Regions from separate parts of the Homo sapiens genome. Here regions 1 and 3 are each linked to region 2. Evidence: chromatin loops called from intact Hi-C (ENCODE). Cell type or tissue: endothelial cell of umbilical vein. All regions are shown on one strand.

Region 1 (8,000 bases), 870 kb after region 2:
ACATTTTTCTTTTGGTGATGGAGGGGCATTGAAAATCCAAAACCAACTTTAAAAAGAAACTTGACCTATCCTTCAAATGCCTTTCTAAAGAAGTACTTCCAAGGCGTTGCCTCTGGTTGCTCTGTGAATGGTCATGGAGAAGCAACTCTTACAGGTGTGAAGGGGCAGTTGCAATCCAGTCTTCACAGGCTTGTGCAAGTGTCTGCCCAGATAGTGTCATGATGCTAAGAAAGGAGACAGTAATGCTCTGTCAAATGTGTCAGGAAGAAAATTATGGTGGTCAAGAGCCACTCATCAGCCACTGAACACTGACTTCCACTGCTTCACACGGCCTTCCCACTGCAAATCTCTATTCCAAATATAAATACACAACTTACAAGGAAGAAAAAAAGGGGACCAGCCCCAGGGTCCCCTGTTTTCACCTATGGTACTTGTATTTCTCTGTTCTTTCTGGGAGTGGACTTGCATGGGTATTTGTTTCCGCTAATACCCGTGATAGCTAATACTCATGACACAGCAGCTGGTCCCTGAGCTCCAGGTACATATTGGGTACAAATGAGGAGATTAGGCAGGCACAGCAATGCTTTCTGGTGAGGACACAGGTACTAACAGTTTTCTTAGCACCTACTTTTCTTGAGTAAGAAATGACTAGCCTGTCCTGTGACTCACTGGTGAGCTAGGACTTTAAGTGGCTTCAGGTAGAATCTGGTCTTTCCTAGGACTTCCACCAAATCTGCTATACTTCATGGTGACAATAATAGTGAATATTCACCAGTTACCAGTGTGCCAGGTGTGGACTCTGGGCTTTAAATATGTCAGGCCATTTAATCCTCTCTATAAATCTTAAGATGGGTTCTGTAGTTAGCACTGTTTTGAAGATCAGAAAACTAAGGCACTGAGAGACTAAATAACCTCCCCTAAAGTTACATAGAAAGGAAACAGCAGAATTAGCATCAAACTCAGTCAGTCTGGCTCCAAGCACTTTGTCCTTCACTATTCTGAGGGACGGAGGCATGGTGGGACAGGATGATTCTGGCAACTTGCCTTTTCTCACCGTCTCTTTACAATTCTCTGGAATAGGAATTGACTTCCAAAGTGGCTTTGTGAGGACAGCTCTTAGGTAAGGGTGGATGCTGGCTCCAGCATACTAAATGCAAGCTATTTCGCCACAGGAGTTAATTTGTTCCTGTGTTGCTGGGATATATACCAAGTAATCTAAGGAAGATGAGTGTGTGACTGAAAATCTCTGGGCAGAGTATACTTTTCCTGTGTGTGCAGAGCTTCTCTCAGTGTAGACAGCCCTGGTTAAATATTAAGGAAAGGTTATTTGAGGAGAGTGGCACAATCTTACTTCATGGAAACTATATCCATGTGGTCATGTGCTTAAGGTGTGGCTAGCTACTGGAAAGTGTTGTAACTTACTTTGTGGGACACATAAAAACAAACTAACACTTTGAGGGAGTAATTGAATATATACAAAGTATTATATTGTGACTTATTAAAAAAGAAAATACTAGAAGGAGAGGTGGAATAATACTTATGTTTGTCACTAAACCATTTGCAAGTGAATTTCACATTATCTCACCTAATCTTGTTTATAGACAAGGAACTGGACCTTACAGAGATTAAGTAACTTCCCCAAGGTCACAAATGTAATAAGGGCAGAACTGGATTTGAAATCAAGTTTGTGAATACCAAAGTCCTTGATCTTTCTATATCACCGTGTGTGTGTGTGTGTGTGTGTGTGTATGTGTGTGTGTTGGAAAAGGAGGGAGATTGGCAATGGGGGAGGGGAGTGTACTGAATAGAATTTTAAAAACACAAAGTGGTTTCCCCTAATAGTTCCAGTAAAAGCTCAGTGATATCACTTCTATACATAAGTGCTAGAGGTCATTGACTTAACAAATATTATTGAGCATTGCTATGTGAAATATAGTAGTGAAATAACTGAAAAAATTACAGGATATAAAGAGGTAGAAGAGCCCAGGAATGCCTTGAGTTATGAAGATTGTCACACCCCAGTGGCCAGCTCCAGCTCATGCCGATGGTGGCTGGAAATCTCTGATTTCGTATCTCTATATACCCATTTATTTTTTGTTCACTGCTTCCTTCATACATTTTCTTTGAATATCAGGTCATTTATTTAATTAATTAATTTATTTTAGAGATGAGATCTTAATCTGTTGCCCAGGCTGGGACGCAGTGGTGTGATCTCAGCTCACTGCAGCCTTGAACTCCTGGGCTCAAGTGATCCTTGCACCTCAATCTCCTGAGTAGCTGGGAATACAGGCATGCACCACCATGCCCAGCTATTTTTTATTATTATAATTTTTGTTTGTAGAGACAAGGTCTCATTTTGTTTCCCAAGCTGATCTCGAACTCCTGGCTTCAAATGATCCTCCCACTTCAGCCTCCCAAAGTGCTGGGATCATTGGCATGAGTTACTGTGGCCAGCCTGAATAGCAGGTCATTTAATTCCATCCACGCAATTCTTTTCATTCCAAGTTCAAGTGACAGTGGGGCCTACACTAGAGAGCTTTCAGTAGAATCTAAATGGTAGAGGAAGGTGGAGATAATATTGAAAAGAAGCAAAAAAATAATAATAATAAACAATTACTTATGGTATAGGGATGGTGGAGTGGAGTAGGGCTCGTGGTGTAAAATGATTTTTAACAGAGAAAGTCTCCTTTACTCCCAGGCCCCTTGTTTCTGGGGAACCAAAAAGATATTGCTATTGATGCATCATTCTTTAGAAAATAAATATTAACATCTATTATAAACAATTCACTAACAAAACACTGCTGCTACTAGGATTAATGGTCACAATAATGATTATAGTTATGGCCAAACTGAACTTCCTATAGGAAGAAGAGATTATCAGGCCTCCAGTGGGATGATTGCTATAAAATATGTTTCCAGGGAAGGAGGAATTTGTTGAATCTCATTGTGATATGGTCGTGAGGCTTTAGGGCTTGCCCTGTGGCATGGAGGGTAATCAGGCTAGCAATAACTCATCATGAAGTTGGAATCCAATATTTCTCCTTATTAATTCATGCCACAGGAAAGTTACATGCCACATATTACTGAGTGCCCATACTCTTGAGAAAGGAAGTGCTAACTTTTCCTATTCCTCTACTCCTCCTCATAAACACACCACACCCTTATTTAGTTCAAGAGTGCTTAATCAGGAAATAACGAAATTGTGAGTAATAAGTCATATTATCAGTGTGATAGGGGAGTGATAAGTACACATTGAGCGTTCAATACCTCTCAACAACCAGTCAATAAAAATAGGAGGGACAGTAATTAAGATGAATCTCCACTTGGAAGTGGTAGCCTGGGAGGGGAAATGGTAGTAAAGAGTTATGCTGCCCCCAGGAGCCAGCAAAGCCCTCGTGTTCCTTGGAACTCAATACCCACCCTGTAAGAAATGCCATAACATTAAGCAGATACACACCTCAGCTTTCACAAGTTGTGCTGGTTACCCATATTATGGGCCAGAGTTTCAGGGTGGCTTAAAGAGAAGGAGGAAGAGAAGGAGACTGTGGCAAGGCTGCTAGGGACACCATAATGTTCTTGAGAAGGCAGCATGATGAATGAGTGAAGAACGAAGGCATAAGGGGTGAAGACTGAGAATCAAAAGACTTGGACCTTCCTCAAAGAAGCTTGGACTTCACACCTGAATCTCATTTCCTTATCTGTAAAAGGAGGACCGTGGGCTAGGGCAGTGCCACGGTTTCTTCCTGTTTTAAAGTCCCTAGATTCTGAGCTAATGTCATTTCAGAATCTGTACAGAACTGACACATATCTTTGATCACCAGTGAAATCCTAGGTTGCTTGCCTGACCACAGCATTTCCCTATCTGCCCTATAAGCATTTATCAAGCAGCATAGTGTTCTCTGGCAGCATCATTTATTTTCAAGGATGCTCTTTGGGGATAACTTTGTATGGTGATATAATTTCAAACTTATGAAAAAGCTGCATGAATTGCATAAGGAATTCCAATAATACTTTTTTCCAGATTCACCAATTATTTACATCTTGCCCCATTTGCTTACTCCCTCTCTGCATGTATATCTGCATACATATTCATATATCTTATATATATTTGTAGAGAATCATTTGAGAGTAAGTTTGATGCATCGTGACCATTTATTGTTAGTTTACTGTATATCTCCTAAGAACACAGACATCTCCTACATAACCATAGTCCAATTATCAAAACAAGAACATTTAGCATTGATATATACTATAATATACAGTCCACATTTGATTTTAATTAATTATGCAAATAATGTTTTAATTGATAGTTTCTCTTGTCCAGGATTCAATTCAGATTCACAGACTGCAGTTAGTTGTCTCTTTGGTCTCTTTAAACATGGAATAATGCCTGTCTTCCTTTGACTTTCTTGACAAAATGTTTGAAGAGTACAAGTCATCTGTTGTATAGAATGTCCTTCAATTATGTCTTGTCCGATATTTCCTTATGGTAAGATTCAGATTATGCATTTTTAGGACAGTTGCACCACTGAAGTTATATAGTATACTTAGTGTGTCATATCAGGTGGCACATGCTATTGGTTCATTCCAATACTGATGAACTGTTAACTCTGATCACTTGGTTAAGTTATGTATATCTTTCCCTTTACAATTAATACAATTTCAATTCATAATATAAGATTCTAATTACATATACTTTAGACTGTTTGATATTGCTATTCTACTTTTCACTTTATTGTGCTAAAATGTGGATGATCCGTTGACCTGTTGTCAAGTTTATTGATTCTTTTCACTGTCGTTTCCAGTCTCTTGAAAAGCTGATTGAATGAATTCTTCATCTTAGACATCATATATTTTATTTCTAGCAATTTCATTTGGCTCTTTTAAATAGTTTCTATTTCTGTGGCCAAATTACCCGTTGTATATTATGTACCTTTTCCACTAGATCTTTTAACATATTTATCAAATTTATATAATATTAACTTTTGGGCCATCTCTCAGTCTGTTTTTATTTTCTTTCAAAATATGCTATTTTTCTTCATGTGTTTTGTAATTTTTGAATGTGTACAGGACATTGTTTGTCAAAATACAGTAGAGACTGAAGTAAGTAATATTTTTGCCCAGGATACCTTTTTTTCTGTCAGCCATCTGTATAAACTATAGTTGAGCTATGTGTGAAGTTTACTGTCATTTTAATTAGGTTTAGTTCACCAATAGGTTAATGATTCAAGAATGAGTCAGTACTTTACCTCCAACAGGGCAAGACCTTTTTGTACAAACAATCTTTGGCTTCCTGAACCAAGGAGAATCTCATTCTGCTTTCTAAACTGGCTTCTAGATTTTTATGTTGTTAAAGAGTTTGCTTTGTTATACAGTTCTGCCTCCTGGCTTTCTGTGGTTCAAGGGACCTCTTTCTGCTCTGCTATGTTCTCCTTATCCATGGAGTATTGGGCAGTGAATTTTAGTGAATGCTAAGAGTGTCCATAAGGGGCTTAGGATGGTATGTTTCTGAGTGGTGGCAATGCAGAAGAGCTAAAAAGACCTTGAGATTTTGGGAACTTGCTCCCCAAAGAGATCTTTTAGGTCTCTTGCCCTTCCTCCAGCTGTGAGAACCCTCTGACAAGTACTTAATGAAGGCCTGTGGCACTTCATAGAGTTTCCTTTAGTTCTTCTGCCCTCTTTTCATCATTCTATCTCACCTCTCTTGCTCTGCTCATCATCTTTTGCATTAGCACTTAGTGAAGGCCCATGGGAAAGGTGTGATGAGTAGGTGCAGATTCTCACTGTGCATCGAGCTTAGGATCCTAAACATCACACCAGCTGTCATTTAGTCATAAAATTCTTACAAAGTTTAGATAGTTTCTCCTTAAATCTATTAATGGTAACTTCCTACTTGCACTACCCTACAAAAGATGATAGGAGCTGTATGGCAGTTCCCAGGAAGGGCTTGTCACTTCCTAGATTTTAGTTCATTTTGGTTTCATTAATCCTCAGCTATCTAATAGGTTTGTTTTAAAAAGTATGACTTTGTAGGTTAGTTGGCTTGTTTTTGATAGTAGGGTATAAATGGAAGCAGAAATTAGGATTAGGATCTGGTGTCCTTTGGATATATTCTGCCCAAAATACAATTAACCCTTCATACTGAGAAATAAAAATAAAATCCTAAGCCCCTTAACCAACTGAAGGAACCCTTTTTGGCCAAAGTGACCCCAGAAAAACCTCAAAAGCTAAGTTTCTTGCCATCATGGGATAGGAGGTCAGCCTTGACCTCCTGGGCTCAAGCAATCCTCCTGCCTCAGCCCCCAAGTAGCTTGGACTACAGGCATGCACCACCGTGCCTGGTTAATTTTTATATTTTTTATAGAGACAGGGTTTTGCCATGTTGCCCAGCTGGTCTTGAACTCCTGAGCACAAGTGATTCACCTGCCTCAGCCTCCCAGTGTTCTGGAATTACAGGCATGCATTTGACTTCTAAGTACACATATTTGACTTGCTTTGGTTGAAGCACTGCACTGGCCTGAAGTCATACAAGGACCTCTGAACTACCTGGGAGAGGCCATATGTTCTCATTGCTACTGCTGTTATTGCTTTTAGGTCCTCTCAAGTAGACAGATCTGGGAAACTATATATATAGAGAGTCTCCATTTATCATCCATCTATTAAAAACTATGAGTTCATACTGATACCTCCAATTTTAATCTGAAAGCACATTGTACATTCTAATCCTCCCTTTTCCATATTTGTAACTTTCTTCTACAACAGTGAGAAACTTGGATCTCATTATGCTTAATATATTTACTCATTTGATTAAGATTAGGATACAGAGAAATTCATTTCAGAATTGCTAACTGTATTAGTCTGTTTTCAAGCTGCTGATAAAGACATACCTGAGACTGGACAATTTACAAAAGAAAGAGGTTTAATTGGACTTACAGTTTCACATAACTGGGGAAACCTCACAATCATGGTGGAAGGCAAGGAGGAGCAAGTCACATCTTACATGGATGGCAGCAGGCAAAAAGAGAGAGGGTTTGTGCAGGGGAACTCCTCTTTTTAAAACCATCGGATCTTGTGAGATTTATTCACTATCATGAGGACAGCATGGGAAAGACTTGCCCCCATGATTCACTTACCTCCCACTGGGGTCCCTCCCACAACACATGGGAATTCAAGATTAGATTTGGGTGGGGACACAGCCAAACCAAATCACTAACCCATACCACTAGGAAAAAAAAAAGTCTATGAATTAGACTTCAATAATTGTTTACTGCTTTTTAAAGGTAAAATTTACACATAATGAAATAAAAACCTGTATACAATTCAATGAGTTTTGATAAATGCATACCTCATATAATCCACACCTCTCTAAAGATATTGACTATTTCCATCATCTCAGAATAATTTCCCTTTTTAATCCATTTTCCCTTCCTTTCCTCGAGTAACCACAGTTCTACTTTTTTTCACTGTAGTTTTGCCTGTTCTGGGGCTTCATACCATAGATAATACAGTATGTATTCAGAGTTGAGCTTCTTTTGCTCAGCATACTGTCTGTGAGATTCATATGTGCTATGTGTATCAAATTAAGAGTTTTTTTTAAATTTTGGTTAGAAATTATCTCATTATATGTATGCATTCCACAATTTGTTTATTCTGTTGATGGACATTTGGTATGTTTCCAGTTTTTTTGCTAATATGAATAAAGCTGCTATAAACATTCTTGTCCAAGTCTTTGTGTGGACGTATGTTTTCTATCTCTTGGATAGATGCTCAAGAATGGGATTAGTGTGGCATGGGTGGGTGGGTGTCTACCTTTATGAGAAATTACAAAACATTTTGGCAAAGTGTTTGGACATTAAATCTGGCTTTGACTTCATTTTAACACATTTCTTTTGTAAGTAGCATGGGGCTTTACAGCTTCCCTCACTATGTGATTCTCTCTGACCTTAGTATCCTTCATAGAAAGGGCTCTAGCATTGGATTGGTTTGAAGGCACACAAGGA
Region 2 (8,000 bases):
TCTTGGTTGGTAGGTTTTTTAAATTACTGATTCAGTTTCATTACTCCATTATCGGTCTGTTCAGGATTTCTCTTTCTTCTTGATTCAATTTTGGGAAGTTGTGTGGTTGTATGTTTCCAGGAATTTGTCTACTTCCTCTAGATTTTCTAATCAGTGTGCATAGAGATGTTCATAGTAGTCTCTGGAGATCTTTTCTATTTCTGTGGTATCGGTTGTTATGTCACCTTTGTTATTTTTGATTGTGCTTATTTGGATCTTCTCTCCTTTTCCTTTGTTAATCCAGCTAGCAATCCTATCAATCTTGTTAATCCTATCAATCTTGTTTATCCTTTCAGAGAACCAACTTTTCATTTTATTGATCTTTAGTATGGTATTTTTGGGTCTTGGTTTCATTTAGTTCTGCTCTGATTTTAGTTATTTCTTTTCTTTTGCTAACTTTGGGTTTAGTTCTTGTTTTTCTGGTTTCTTTAGGTACAAGGTTAGGTTGTTAATTTGAGATCTTTCCACTTGATGTAGGTGTTTTGTGCAGTAAACGTTCCTCTTAACATTGCTTTTGCCATGTCTCAGAGATTTTGGTATATTATGTCTACTTTTGTTTGTTTCAAAGAAGTTTTTGATTTCTGCATTAATTTTGTGGTTTACCCAAAAGTCATTCAGGAGTTAAGTTGTTTAGTTTCCATGTATTTGTGTGTTTTTTAGAGTTGCTCTTGGTATTAATTTCTATTTTTATTCCATTGTGGTCTGAGAAGATGCTTGGTATGATTTCAGTTTTTAAAAAGTATATTGAGACTTGCTTTATGATTCAGCATGTGTTCAGTCTTTGAGAATGTTACATGTGCAGATGAGGAGAATGACTATTCTGTGGTTGTTGGGTATTCTGTAGATGCCTATTAGGTCCGGTTAGTCAAGTGTTGAATTTAAGTTCAGAATTTCTTTGTTCATTTTCTGCCTCTGTGATGTGTCTAATGCCATCAGTGAAGTGTTGAAGTCTCCTCCTATTATTATGTGGCTGTCAAAGTATTCTCTTAGGTCTAGAAGTAATTGTTTTATAAATCTGGGTGTGCCAGTGTTGGGTGCAAATACATTTAGAATAGTTAAATCTTCTTGTTGAATTTAACCTTTTATCATTATGTAATGCTCTTACTTGTCCTTTTTTTTACTGTTGTTGGTTTAAAGTCTATATTTTCTGATATATGTATAAGAGTAGGGACCTCTGCTCTTTTTCGATTCCATTTGTGTGGTAGATTTTCCTCCATCCCTTTACTTTGAGCCCAGGGGCGTGATCATATGTGAGATGGGTCTCTTGCAAACAGCAGAAGGACGGATCTTGGTTTTAAAATTCAATTTGCCACCCTATGTCTTTTATTTTTAGTCTTTTTTCAAAAGACAGGGTTTTGCTCCATCACCCGTGCTGGAAGTGCAGTGGTATGAGTATGGGTCACTGCAGCTTTGACTTCCCAGGCTCAAGTGATCCTTTTGCCTCAGCCCCCTGTCTCTTCTGGTTTATAAAGTTTCTTCTGTGAAGTCAGCTGTCATTCTGATGGGTTTCTTTTTATAGGTAACATGATCCTTTTCTGTAGCTACCTTTAAGATTTTTTCTTTTGCGTTGATCTTGGAAAGTCTGATGACTATGTGCCTTGGACTCGGTCGTCTTGTATCTCACAGGAGTTCCCTGGGTTTCTTTTCTTTCTTTCTTTTTTTTTTTTTTTTCTTTTTGAGACAGGGTCTCACTCTGTTGCCCAGGCTGGAGTGCAGTGGTGCAATCACGGCTCACTGCAGCCTTGACCTCCTCCCAGGCTCAGACAACCCTCCCATGTCAGCTTCCTAAGACTGTAGCTGGGACTACAGGCATGTGCCATCACACCCAGCTAAATCTTTTTTTTTTTTTTTTTTTTTTTTTGGTATTTTGTGTTGAGATGGGGTCTCCCTATGTTGCCCAGGCTGGTCTCGAACTCCTTGGCTCAAGCAGTCCTCCTGCCTTGGTGTCCCAAAGTGTTGGGATTACAGGTGTGAGCCACCACACCTAGCCTGGATTTCTTATATCTGCATTTTAACCTCTCAAGCAAGATTGGGGAAATTTTCCTGAATTTTATCCCCAAATATGTTTTCCAAGCTGCTTATTTTCTCTTCTTTTCTCTCAGGAATGCCAATAAGGTATACATTTGGTTGTTTTACATAATCTCGTATTTCTCAAATACTTACTTACTTTCTTTTTTTTCCTGAATTTTCGAGACAGGGTCTTACTCTCGCCCAGGCTGGAGTGCACTGGTATAATCACAGCTCATTGCAGCCTCGACTTTCTGGGTTCAGGTGATTCTTCCGCCTCAGTCTTCCTAGTAGCTGGACTCCAGGTGTGCATGACCATGCACTGCTAAGTTTTTGCATTTTTTGTAGAGATGGGGGTCTCACCATGTTGCCTAGCCTGGTCTTGAACTCTTGGGCTCAGAAGATCCACCCGCCTTGGCCTCCCAAAGTGCTGGGACTACAGGCATGAGCCATGGTGCCTGGCTGCTTTGTTTTTTTTTTTTTTTTGAAGCAGAGTCTCACTCTGTCGCCCAGGCTGGAGTACAGTGGCACGATCTCGGCTCACTGCAACCTCCACCTCCCGGGTTCACGCCATTCTCCTGCCTCAGCCTCCCGAGTAGCTGGGACTACAGGCGCCCGCCACCACGCCCAGCTAATTTTTTGTATTTTTAGTAGAGACAGGGTTTCACCGTGTTAGCCAGGATGGTCTCCATCTCCTGAGCTCGTGATCCGCCCGCCTCCTCCTCCCAAAGTGCTGGGATTATAGGCGTGAGCCACTGCACTCGGCCTGTTCATTTTTTAAAATTCTTTTTTTTTTTTTCAAATTTTTGTCTGGGTTCATTTGAAGCACTGATTTTTGAGTTCTGAAATTCTTTCTTTTGCATGGTCTCATCTGCCGTTAAGACTTCCAACTGTATTTTGAAATTCCTATAGTGAATTTTTCAATTCTAGAAGTTCTGTTTTGTTCCTTCTTAACATAGCTATGTCATCTTTTGAATCTTGAGTCGTTTTTGTGTTGTTTCTTGTCTTGGATTTCAATTTTCTCTTTGATCTTGTTGCATTTCTTTGCTATCCATATCCTGGATTCTTTATATGTCATTTCAGACATTCATTCCGGTTAGAATCCATTGCTGGGGAGTTAGTGGGATCCTTTGAAGGTGACAAAACAGTCTGGCTTTTTCTACTGCTGGAGTTCTTATGCTGGTTTCTTCTCATTTGAAAGAACTGATGTTTTCTTTTTTTTGATTTTGTTATTGTTTGGATGAGAGTTCTTGATTTTTTTATTCTTTTTGTCCTTGGGGCTGTTACTGTGGTGTATATTGTGTGTGATTGTTTGGCTACGTTTCTGGGTATTTTCAGAGTTCCAAGGCTGTTTATGAGTTCCTTGGTTGCAGAGAGGTTCCTACAGTGGCTTTCTCCTTTGTTGCTTGTAGGGGTGTAATTTTGTTTGGTGGTGTTGTTTAAGCTGCAGTCCAGTAGATGGCGCTTAAGAGTAATAGCTGCCTGGGGAATGGGCAGAGGGAGGCAACAGAGAAGCATGAAAAGCGCCCTCCCCCAGTACACATTCGCGTTCAGCGGCTGGAGCCACTGGAGAAGCCCCAGGAAGCAGTTTCTTTCAGCCCAAACTCTCCAGGCCCCAGCAGGAGGACGCACTGCCAAGTCCGCCACAGCACATTGAGGAGGCGGGAAGGGAGTATGAGACGACCCTCTCTCCATGTTCGTTCCAGGGCTGTGGTGGTGCCACCTTTAGCGGCTAATGCCATGCCCGTGTTTCCTTTGACCCACGGTGGCCTTTGGAGGCTGTGCTCCCACCTCCCTTGTGGGAGGACCACACCAAGAGTTGGGTCTCCAGATCTGGCTGTTTTCACTGGCAAGGTGTCTGTTTGAGTTCTGTGGTTATAAATAGCATTTCTGTGGTGGCTTGTGAGCAGGCTCACTGCCTCCTGTAGGACCAGGGGGCAGTGGTCTCAGGAGACTAACCTCGTTCCTGAGTGCTGTGTGCTTATGTCTGATTTCTTATTGTGTTGTGCCATTCAACGTCCAGGCCAAGAAGTGGCTTTTGGGTTAAGAGCCAGCTGTGGCCAATATAGTTGAGTAGAAACTTGATCCTTGTTTACTGGGGAAACTCTCTGTTGCCTCAGGGCCAATCTGTGGAGTGCACAGTGGTCTGAGCGCCCTGCTCCAACCTGGAGGAGGGCTTCAAGATGGGCAGGCCAGACCAGGCAGGCCCACCTACAGGTCCCCCAATGGCAGGTCCGAGCATCAGCTTTGAGGGGTGGTCCAATGGGTGGCTACTAGGCACATAGAGATGTGCCTAGGTGTGGAGCTGGGAACCTCACCTGGTCTCAAGTTCTCTGCATGAGGCAGTGGAGCTGCCTAATCTCATCCAGGAGAGTGGGTCCTCCAGGTGCCAGGAGATCTGCTTGGGTATGGAGCAGAGAGGGCCCTGCTGCACCACAGTCTCTGCACAAGAAGGGAAGGGTAGCTCTGGCTGCAGATCCAGGCAAGTGGGTGCTCTGAATGCCTGGAGATACTCCTGGGTGTGGGGAAGAGAGGGCCTCACTGTACCACGGTCTCTGCACAGGAAAGATGGGTGGCTCAGGCTACTGATCCAGGTGAGCAGGTGCTCTGAATGCATGGAAATCTGCCTGGGGGTGGAGTGTAGAAGGCCCTGCTGCACCATAACCTCAGGAGAGGAGGCTGGGCACCCAGCAGGGACACATGCAAACCAGTTCCAGGCCACCAAGCTGGCTCTGTCTGCACGCCTCATTGCCCAGATAAACCATGGCTACAGCGACTCTCCTCTTACTTTTGGACCTGTGATGGGGGAGAGCACAATTCTAGTACCTACTGTTGGGTTACTTTCTATATTTGTTGCTCAGTTTTGGCTGTGGAGGCCTTTCCCCTGCTGCAGAGCAAATGCTGCAATATTTGATCCAAGACTAAATTGTCTGCATGACCACACTGCCAAATTGCTGAAGAATGACTGCCTTGTTTGAGCCTGGATTAAAAATGGCATCCCCTTGTCATTCCTGGTTCTGAGAAAATACATGCAGCTTTTCTCAGTGTGTCCGTCTCAGCGTCTGTAAGCTTTTCCCCAAGTTAGCTCCAAGGCTGAAGAGAAACAAAGTGCTCTCCCTCGGCCTGGGTTGCGCGGATCCCTAGCAGTAAGGGAAATGACAGCGGGAGGTCCTCTGCCTCTTATGTATTGAGGCTTCACTCACTTTTACCAGCCAGATGCCATCATGGAGGCTGTTTGCCCACCTTCTCCTCTCTGGAGTCTGGGGTGTCCTTTGCTGTTGAAGTGGATTTCCGTTTTCCTGTTTGAATTAAAGCTCACAGGGTTTATCTTTATGCACTATTTTGCTATTTGCAAGTGGCTGAGGTATGCGGAAAGCCTCTCATCTGCCATCTTGGGAAAAAAGGTCATGTGACTTTTGAGGGACTTAAGTGACCGGTTTAACCTCATTATCAGTTTCCTCATCTATGAAATAAGAAAAACGGAACTACCTCCCTGATGGAGTGGTTACAGGGATGAAGTGAGCTACTCCATGCCTCTCACTGCCATTTCCAAATGAGACACATGAAGCTCATGGAGGGTCATCAACTTGCTCGAGGTTATAGAACTAAAAATGGCCAAACTGGGATTTGAGCCCACTCTGTTTCCAAAGCCTGTCCCTTAGCTCTTCCACTGTTGTTGTCTGATGAAGTATATACAAATATATGCATTTAATATTAAATGACTGCAATTACTTGTTTGCTTTTCGAGAAAATCAAGGGGTTAACTGATTTTTACAGCTAGAGGGTAATGACAGGAAAGCAAACTCCTCTCCCCTGGTCACCTACCCTCTCCTCATACTGCTTTTAGTGTGCTGTCTCCAGGGTGACGTACACCCCACAGCCAAGACAGTCTCTCTAGGATCTTCAGACAGTGTCAGGCCTCTCTGGTTACCATCTTCCTCCTCATCTTCATCACCATCAATATAATTCATATAGAATAAGAGTATGTCTCACATTTACTAAGTGCTCATATTCTGTAAAGTACATCATGATTCAGATCCTGCTCAACAACTCTGAAAGGTAGACATTACTTTCATCCCTGCTTTACAAACGGAGGAAACTGAAGTTTAGGTGAAGAATTTTGCCAAATTCACATAGTTGGTAAGTGGGGATTCAGACCCAGGCTGCCTGGCTTTGGAGGTGGATTCTTAAGCCCTAGACTCTGCTGCTGCTCCTTCCATTCGAAATGGCTTTAGGTAAAAACCTTTTGTCTTCATTGTGACTGTTTAATAGGCTACACTGATCCTCAGAAACAGCAGATAACGGGATTATTGCGGATTGAACTGAATCACTGAAAATAGAATATTTTGATGTCTCAAATATATTTTCAGAAATCTAAAATTATACCAGATAGACTAAGTGGGGAAAGATAAACATGGAGTATCACATAATATATGAAAAACTAACTTTTCTAAACTGTAAACAAATGTATTGAGAATAAGCTACATGCTTTCAGCAAAATCATTGTAATTAAGAATGATAAAGTATACATTAATACATATACTGTTGAAGCTTCTATAATCATATAGCCATTTACATCAGACTAGGATACTTGTAGAGAAGTTTTTAAAAAATTTTTTCTGGAATGATTTCCTTCCCCTTCTAGATCGGCAGGATTGGGAGAAGGGTATTTTTCTAGACTCTGAACGCATAGCCACTTCCTCTTTTTACCTTTTTCTGGGTCCCTCCTCAGTCTGTAGTGCCCTGTAGTCATTTGGTACAAGTATTTCCTTCAGGCGACAGCCCAGCAGCACTGAGAACTGCTCACTGTGGACATGAACCCCTCCTGCTGTGTTAGTGAGGCTTGGTGCCTGTCTTCTCTGGGTCTGCTGCTGACACAGAGCTAAGCACATGAATTATCAGACTGCGATCTGAGCTGAGACAGATTCTCTCTGCTAGAAATTGAGAATTAGGATTTGGGGAGACTGAGCCAGTTACTATGAGGTTGTCTCTGGGCTTTGGGGCTGAAGACATCTCTGTGCTGGGTCAGGTGTAGGCAGAACAGAGAAAAGGCAGTGATGGGGAGAGAATCTGGCAGCTCCTCAGGAGGGAGAAGAGGAGTGGGAGAGAAGTGGAGACTTGCTGCCTTGACTCTTGATGGCCTCTCATTACTAATCCAAGGCAGTCTTGAGTCCCAGCTCTTGTTACTTCCTGCTGATTCCTTTTAATAAATCCACTTTTACTTATGCCACTTTGGCAAAGTTTTGGTTGCAACCAAATCATCTCTCCAGCAGTGTGAGAAAATACAGAGTGTGAGGCACTTGCAGTTCAATAAAGTTACAGATACATAGTTTACTCAGTGAGTTTGGTTTAACTCAGTGTAGTTTTTATTTCCCTTACTGCAGGTGTCTCCTGCCTGTCCCTGAGGCTGGCTGCTTCTTAGGCCCAGTCCTTAGGAAAACAGATGGAGCGTGTGTGTCTGGTCAACATAGTTTTAGGTAGAAACTGGCTCTTTGAAGCCATTCAAACCTGAGCCTATTGGTTGACTCCCAAAATTTTATGGCTAAAACTTGTTTAACTTTATTTTTCAGTTTTCTCAGCCCACAGTTTAAACCAGAAGTAGCTTTCCTCTGAACTTCCACTAATTTCATTTACTAGATCATGTTTTCTGAGATCTTAGTCTCTATTCTGTGCCTTGCATTCTTCCACATCTCCTGGCTGGTCCTCTGGCCTGCCGGTCCTTTGGTCAGGTAGCATTTTACAGTTCCCTCCTCCATCTGACAGCCTTTTCCTCTATCTAGCTCTGAAGCTTTAGTACATTAAGACCCACTTTAAAAATGTGATGAGAGCTTTGGGTTCTGTTTCCAGAAAATTGAATGTTTATATATACACACACACCAAAAAGTGTACACTTTCAGGAATTTTGGGGACTTCTCAGGTTAGGAACCTAGAACCCTGGGGAAACCAAGAGCTGC
Region 3 (8,000 bases), 370 kb after region 2:
ACCAGCCTCAAGTGTCTGTGTTTCAATTTTTAACACTTAAATAGTGTTGCATATGCAATCTAATCTTTTGTTCTAACATTGATTTCATATTCTAGGCTAATCTGTCTTTTCTTTTCTTTTCTTTTTGAGATGGAGTCTTGCTCTCTCACCCAGGCTAGAGAGCAGTGGTGCAATCTCAGCTCACTGCAACCTCCATCTCCCAGGTTCAAGCAATTCTCCTGCCTCAGCCTCCCAAGTAGCTGGGATTACAGGCGCAAGCTGCCATGCCCTAATTTTTTGTATTTTAGTAGAGACAGGGTTTCACCATGTTGCCCAGCTGGGTCTTGAACTTCTGAGCTCAGGCAATCCACCTGCCTAGGCCTCCCAAAGTGCTGGGATTACAGGTGTGAGCCACCGCATCCAGCCTAATTTGTCTTTTCTAATATGTAACATTTGCCTCTTTCTTCTTTCTGATCAGGACCATCTATTACTTCACCTTTCAGCAGATGCCCTACCATTGACCTTTGTCAGCAGTGGGATCCTGGAAAGAGCCCTCTACAGACCCCAGGCCTCATGGCTTAGTAACAGCCTTGGAAGAGATGTGAGCCACTTGAGAGCAGGGCGAGGGCAGCATCTTGTTCAATTTGCATCTCCAGCATCTTCCCAGGACAGTTGGCAAGTGATCAATCAGCAAATGCTTTTTGAGTAAATGAGTGAATAAAAGAGCAAATAAATTGACTCACAGTGATAAACTCAGAGTCTAGGTTTCATCAGTCATAAAAGGGTGATAAATGCCTACCTACAAGGTGACCCTAGATATTGTAGGTGGTATTACTGCCTCAAGAGTGACATTCTTAAAATGCAGTCCCCCCATTCTGTTCTTAAGCCTTGGCTGGTTATGTGGAAACACCATGTGTTTCCTCAGTATCCTAAACTCAGGATATTGAAAAAGTAGGTAGATTAATGTGTGGTTGAAAAATGAGGGAATTCTGGAATATTATTCTTAAATAACCAATGGAAATATAGGTTTTTAATTTTCTAACTTGCTGTAGGGAGAAGGGCTGATAGAGAAATCAGATCTGTTCCCTTGCAGACTTCCTTAAACAATGAGGATGTATTTTGCGACATAAGTCCTGGGAGAACAGTGTACTACCCACTTTCCAGCAATGAAACATCTGTAAACATTTTTCTGGATTCCTCTCTCTGTTTTTGAAAGTCATCTTGAGAAAGGGTGATTTGTAGAGTAAAGCTTATGGGATATTACCTTATGCTTTATTTTTGAGGTCACTCAGTATTTGCCTTCTCTTTTCTGTGTTAACTAAAATAATAAATCTTAACTCTACATACAACTCCTATCATCTATCTATCTATCTATCTATCTATCTATCTATCTATCTATCTATCTATCTATCTCCTTGTTCATCTAGCCAAAATGATGCTTGGCATCTTTGAGATTCTCTTCACCCAGGGGTTGCAAACTCACCGCAGGCTGCCACTCTGATGGAATTGAAAGACCCCATCTCAATGTGACACTGTGTATTTTCTCCTACTGGCAACAGCAGGGTGTTGGGAAAAGATGAGACATCATGTACATTTGGTCGCTGATCTCTATTTATCTTATTCCTAAAATCAATCATCTTCAAGTTTAAACAACAACGAACTCCCTCTACAATGAAACCCAGTAGAGAGCAAACTAAAGATTTTTCATAGTTTTAAAATCATATTTTAATAAATGTTTTGGAAATGCCAACCATCAGGTTCTTTTTGTTTTTGTTTTTAAGTAGAGAGATGCAAATAATCTAACCACTAAACTCACAAAGCAAACCCCTAAAAATAAAGATTCTTATGTAATGTGATTTAAAGATGTAAAGTAGCTAACAAGCTATATAACACATTTTCTAAAATAACATAAAATATAAAGTCAAACAATGAATGAATAAACATTAATGAGAACACCAGAAGTGACAAGGCAGATCTTATTTTAAAAACTTCAAAAGCTGTTTGTATAGATTACAGATAGCAAAAAAAGTGAAGTACTTACTTTAGGGCAATGCGTCAGTTTTTACAAAATTAGAAGGATCTTATTTTTCTGTCTAAATAAGTAGACTCAATCTCAAAATGCTCCCAAGACATGATTAATCCAGATAATATAGTATTTTAGTATTTATTTATAGCCTGCTTTATTCTAAAAAATGTAAGAAGGCTTATAATTAAAACCCTACAGTTAAATTAATTTCAAAAACCCTGATAAAATAATACACTTGAAGCACCAATATATTTTCATTATACAAATTCATTTTAATTTTTAAATTATGGAAATCCAAGAGTCTATGGTAAATTTAGTTTATCAAAACCATCATAAGAAACCACCTAATAATAGAAGATTGTTTAAATACGTCAATATAATTTTGTCAACAATATACATCTTCCATATATACACACATATATACATTTTCTAGAATATATAACACTGGAAAATGTTCATGAGATACCGCAAATGCAAGTGGTTACTAAAGGCTTACACAAAAGCATACAATTTTTCCTTTTAAAAATATGTATAGACAGGTATAGAGGAGTGAAAGCAAAAATTGGAATTGTAAGTTTTCTATGATGAATGAGTTTTACTTTTACAGAGTAGAAAACCATATTTTTAAGACAAATGCATATTGTTTTTATAATTATATTCCTATATGAAAAGACCATCACTGCTGCTCAGAACAATAGACTCTCTGTATGTGAGTCATATTAGAGGATCTAATATCATTCTTCTTACTGACTTACATGTTTTATCAAGATTTTATTGTTTTGCAGGACAGAGTTTCACCTTAGGCCAACCCACATAAATAAGAAACCATTCCTAGTGATGTCCATTGCATACCTAATGGATTCTACTTAAAGGCTCTTTAATTTAGGGATGAATACCTCTTTCACCATCCCTTAAAAATGGTATTACAGAGCCTGAAAAATTATTCTACAAATCACAGGTCCTAAGATATTATACTGCTAGACATGTACAAAATTACAGTTGACCCTTTAACAATGGGTTGGAACTGCAGGGGTCCTTATACATGGGAATTCACCTCTGCCACCCCTGAGACAGCAAGACCATCTATTCCCTTCACTCTCTTCCTTCTCAGCCTGCTTGACATGAAGATGACAAGGATGAAGACCTTTTTTGATGATCCACTTAATGAACAGTTAAGTATATTTCCTCTTCCTTATGATTTTCTTAATAACATTTCGTCTTCTCTAGCTTACCTTACTATAAGAACACAGTATATTATATATAAACATATAAAATATGAGCTAATTGACTGTGTTATCAGTGAGACTTCTGGTCAACAGCAGGATATTAGTCATTAAGTTTTGGAGGCGTCAACAGTTATATACGTATTTTCTATGGTGCCGGGTTGTCAGTGTCCCTAACCCTTGCATTATTCAAGAGTCAACTATATTTAAACCTACACAATCCAATCCTGCAGGTAGCCACTCACCCAATGAAGATAAATAATTGAAAATATGTGTATATATTTTCCAAAGAATTGTATTAACAAAATGAATTACACTGTTCTGCAGAACGAATAGTTGTCAAGGCATGTTTTTGTTCAGGCCTGTACTAGATAGATATTCTAAAATAACAAGATCCTGATACAAAACAATAATGGAAGATTAATATTTAAAATACAGATTTTTTCAATGACATTCGTATATAAAGTATCTCCAAAAGAAACAAATTTCATGAAATTATTTTTATTAAAAATATAAAACTGCTCAACATTCAATCATGAAGGATATAGAATTATCTTAATCAAGGATATTTTCATTTTGGAGGTATAAAATTAAATGGATGTCTTGTAGCTAGGAGAAACATGAAATTAGAACAAAAACATTATACTCCAAATTAGCAATGGAAAGTAATAAGTGATTTCATGATTTTATGCCAATTTTATGCTATTTAAAAAAAATAAATATAGCTCACAAAACTAATATCACTAAATTATTTCAATAAAGGGAGGACAATAACAGTTTTAATGGAATTGAACAAAATTAAATTACCACTTGTTTATATAACATTCCAAGGTTTAAAATGAGCTTTCTTATTGAGAAACTAAGTGTAAATGTTCTATAGTAAAGATTCTTCAACCTCTCCCACATCAGAATGATATCTACTTATACATCAGGCTTCTCAAGGTGAGATCCATATATCTTCTGGGGAAAGTGAGTAGTGCCAGAGATTAGAGGCCCCAAGGAAAACTACAGCACACACCGTTAAGTTTATTTTATGGAATAGAATGCTTCAAAGAAAATCTGACACATAAGCACCAACATATACTTAACGGCCTTGCATTTATCATAATGTTTCTGCCTCTCCATCTTTGCTCAGTCTCTCTTTTGCCCAGAAGCCGCTACCCTACTCCCACTCTGAACCCTCTACCCCACTCCCACACTGATTCTTTTCAGACAGCTGACTGCTTAACTTCAATCCTGGTATAACATCCAGAAGAAAGCCTTCCTGAATTTCCCAGGCAGTGCCACCTCTGTACTCCTGGGGCACCTGGGAACAAAGCCAGCACCCCTCTCTCACTGGATGCTCTGGCATCTGCAGCAGCTCTCATCCCCTACAGGAAGGGCAGGGCCATCCCGTCAGTTGTTTATCATTAGCAAACAACAAATGTCACCGAAACTGAGCTAAAGCTAGGAGGTCCACTATGATCACTGGGAGGATACTGGCAAGTTATCTACTAACAAAGCTCAAAAACAATGTTAACAATAACACTTCGCATAAATAGGTTTCTTGTCAGAAATCTAAAGAGGAAAAGCAAAGTTTCGGTTTTGTAGAACACATCCTGGACCTGCTACCTGACCCTGGCCAAATTACTTAACCTTTCTGGGCCTGTCATTTCCTTGTTTTTAAAATGAGAACAGGGCTAGCACCCACCACATTAGCTTAGTGAGTATTAAATCAGTCATGTGCATGAAGTTCTCAGACTAGTATCTAACAAGTGGCAAGTGTTTACTGAGTGCCACTATCAATCAAGATCTTGAATGTGAAAAATCACATAATTTTCACATGTAAACTTCAGATCTACAGAATAAAACTCTCATTATGCAAGGGAATGAAAAGAGACAAATTTAAAAAACATTTTATATGTTATATTAATCAAAGAAAGCCACATTGCTGTAATAAAGTATGATCACTGCATATTTGAGAAAATGTTATTCAAGGTACTAAAAAGTAATTTGATGAACTTAAAATACTGATGAAAACTAAAATCTGTTGTCAATGTACAAATGATGTTGCTAGTTCCATCACATTCTGCGTGTGCCTCTACATGCACATTATATAAATTGGAAGAAAACTATATGAATGTACAATCAGCAACTTCTCATTTGAAGAAGACAGACATCTGTGAAATAGACATCTGGGGGAGAAAAAAGTGACGTTTTTCTGTAGTGCCATTCATAAAGGTGTCACATCTATGCTATACTGTATTAAGCCACAATTTTCTACATGTAAACGTATCGGGAGCTTAATATAAAACTACTGTAAGTTGGAATTTGCTAAAGGAACACTTAGGAACCATATAAACCTATGAAATTATTTTTCACAATCAAAAAGACAGCTTCTTAAAGTAGCCTAATGTATATGGTACATATCCCAAGGGCGGACTAATTTACAAAAATGCTATCTCAGTAGCCTATGTATGTGTGTGTACATAAAAATAAGTCTTGTTACTAAAATAAAAATTCACTTTCCCACAACTCTCTGATGCAAGAAATCAGAGATTAAAATGAAATAGTCATTCAAACAGTCTGTGGTAAAGGAGCCTTTCTCACATATGCTTATATTTTCAATGAACAAAAGCACACACTAAGCACGACTGTGTGTGTGTGTGTGTGTGTGTGTGTGTGTGTGTGTTACGGGATGCTTTTTGTTTGCAATCTAGAAGACACAGTACTACAGAGTCCTCATAGGAACACCTGCTATTATGGGGGAGGGATTGATAAACCTTCAGTGACAATTTCATATAGGTTGAACATTCTGAATCAAAATGTTATATATTCATAAATACTCTAAAAACCTATAATCCCATGGTAGATAATGGAAGGAATAGTGGGGTGTGTGTTCCAAGGCTGATCTGGCACATGTGGAGGAAAATCCTTAGCAAATACTTTTGAATCAAAAAATACATGTTCTTTTATTTTATAATGAGCTTACAAAAATGATTGTTAAGTCTTCATTTACAAACCTTTAAAATTAGAATCCATTCATTTCTGTAGTAAAAGTGTTAGTATAATCCAAGACAAACTCATTTATTCTACTGAAAAGAGTACCTATGCTTTTTAATGTTATCGTCATCATTATCATCCTCTGTAGTCAGAGAATCAGATTCCTTTACATAAGGTATATCTCTCAATATAAATTCAGTACACTATGAAATGACTAGACTATACATCTCTTTTAATATGGTAAATATAACATGGAAGTCTCCCCCAAGTCATAACTTCAGTTATGCAAATATAATGCTACACATATTCCTCCAAATATAATACATTTCTGTGATATCGAAAACTTTTAAACTTCTTCCTAGAAGAATCTAGGAAAATACCAACATGACAAGCTTTTATGTTACATACAACAAAGCCTCCACCAAAGGCTCTTCATTTAACATTAATTATTTCTGCTAAATAATACCATATTATATTGATTTTTCTGTTTATCAATCTCCATTATATCTTTTCCTTTTGACATTTTAAAAGAAAGTGCAACAGAGATGTCAGCCACTTTAGTTCCTGGCATGTTAAAAGCAAGGCAAAGGTTTGATGAGGAGGGTTAAAAAAAATGAATAAACATCAGGAATAGGAAGTTCTTACCTTTTGATTTATGCTGTTGTAAGAGGAAAAAATACAAATATCTTTAAATTGTGAAAATGCACTGAAAATATCCTCTTTCAAAGGACTATATTTACTTAACTACGTGTTCCTAACGCAAGGTAAATCCCTTATTAAAATGCCATATCTCACCATTGTGGAAGTCAGTGTGGCGATTCCTCAGGGATCTAGAACTAGAAATACCATTTGACCCAGCCATCCCATTACTGGGTATATACCCAAAGGACTATAAATTATGCTGCTAAAAAGACACATGCACACGTATGTTTATTGCGGCATTATTCACAATAGCGAAGACTTGGAACCAACCCAAATGTCCAACAATGATCGACTGGATTAAGAAAATGTGGCACATATATACCATGGAATACTATGCAGCCATAAAAAATGATGAGTTCATGTCCTTTGTAGGGACATGGATGAAATTGGAAATCATCATTGTCAGTCAAATATCGCAAGAACAAAAAACCAAACACCGCATATTCTCACTCATAGGTGGGAATTGAACAATGAGATCACATGGACACAGGAAGGGGAATATCACACTCTGGGGGCTGTGGTGGGGTGGGGGGAGGGGGGAGGGGTAGCATTGGGAGATATACCTAATGCTAGATGACGAGTTAGTGGATGCAGCGCACCAGCATGGCACATGTATACATATGTAACTAACCTGCACAATGTGCACATGTACCCTAGAACTTAAAGTATAATAACAAATAAAAAATAAAAAAAAAAATAAAATGCCATATCTCCGTTCTTTTTTGCTAAATTTAAATTATATGAAACTGTTTAATCACTGAGGTTTTAAAAGTAGTAGTCTTAGAATCTCAAGAAAAAAAGGCTTGCATTTTCAACACACTTATAGCTATGCTTATAATTAATCCATTAGAGTACCTGGCTAATAAGTTAATTTGTAATTTGTAATTTCCTTAAAACACAGTAATAACATACCAAGAAGAGTATTTCCATTAGCCAAGTTTGATCTTAGAAAAAGAAAACATCTACAAAAACACTAAGTGGATCACATAAAATAAGCTAAACCACAATTTACACACACGCACACACACACACACACAGAGTGCAAGAATCATTTTTCAAGCATCGTTCATTCAGATCATTTACCAGGA

What was found. Peaks named below come from ENCODE experiments on the same cell type or tissue, not always from the same donor. Only the 100,000 strongest peaks of a DNase experiment are listed, where the experiment ranks them.
Region 1: a loop joins it to region 2, with 4 times the contacts of the local background. A loop is called at or near these places in 1 of 110 quality-filtered maps.
Region 3: a loop joins it to region 2, with 2.2 times the contacts of the local background. A loop is called at or near these places in 1 of 110 quality-filtered maps.

Annotation. Positions count from the first base shown.
Region 1 is chr4:148,849,129-148,857,128 of GRCh38, forward strand. The region is part of intron 2 of LOC107986195 (a long non-coding RNA gene); the gene reads left to right. Among named protein-coding and RNA genes, the nearest start is that of LINC02430, 300 kb to the right of the region's middle. In endothelial cell of umbilical vein, a CTCF peak has its summit at 3,405; a DNase peak (open chromatin) is centred at 3,173; H3K27ac peaks cover 304 bases.
Region 2 is chr4:147,980,672-147,988,671 of GRCh38, forward strand. The region is part of intron 18 of ARHGAP10 (Rho GTPase activating protein 10); the gene reads left to right. Among named protein-coding and RNA genes, the nearest start is that of MIR4799, 200 kb to the left of the region's middle. RefSeq lists an enhancer at 656-705. In endothelial cell of umbilical vein, a CTCF peak has its summit at 3,483 (motif pointing right); a DNase peak (open chromatin) is centred at 3,510.
Region 3 is chr4:148,351,038-148,359,037 of GRCh38, forward strand. All of the region lies in intron 2 of NR3C2 (nuclear receptor subfamily 3 group C member 2), which reads right to left. Among named protein-coding and RNA genes, the nearest start is that of NR3C2, 87 kb to the right of the region's middle. In endothelial cell of umbilical vein, no CTCF peak of the experiment used is centred here; DNase peaks (open chromatin) are centred at 2,774, 3,364 and 4,754; H3K4me3 peaks cover 374 bases; H3K27ac peaks cover 3,179 bases.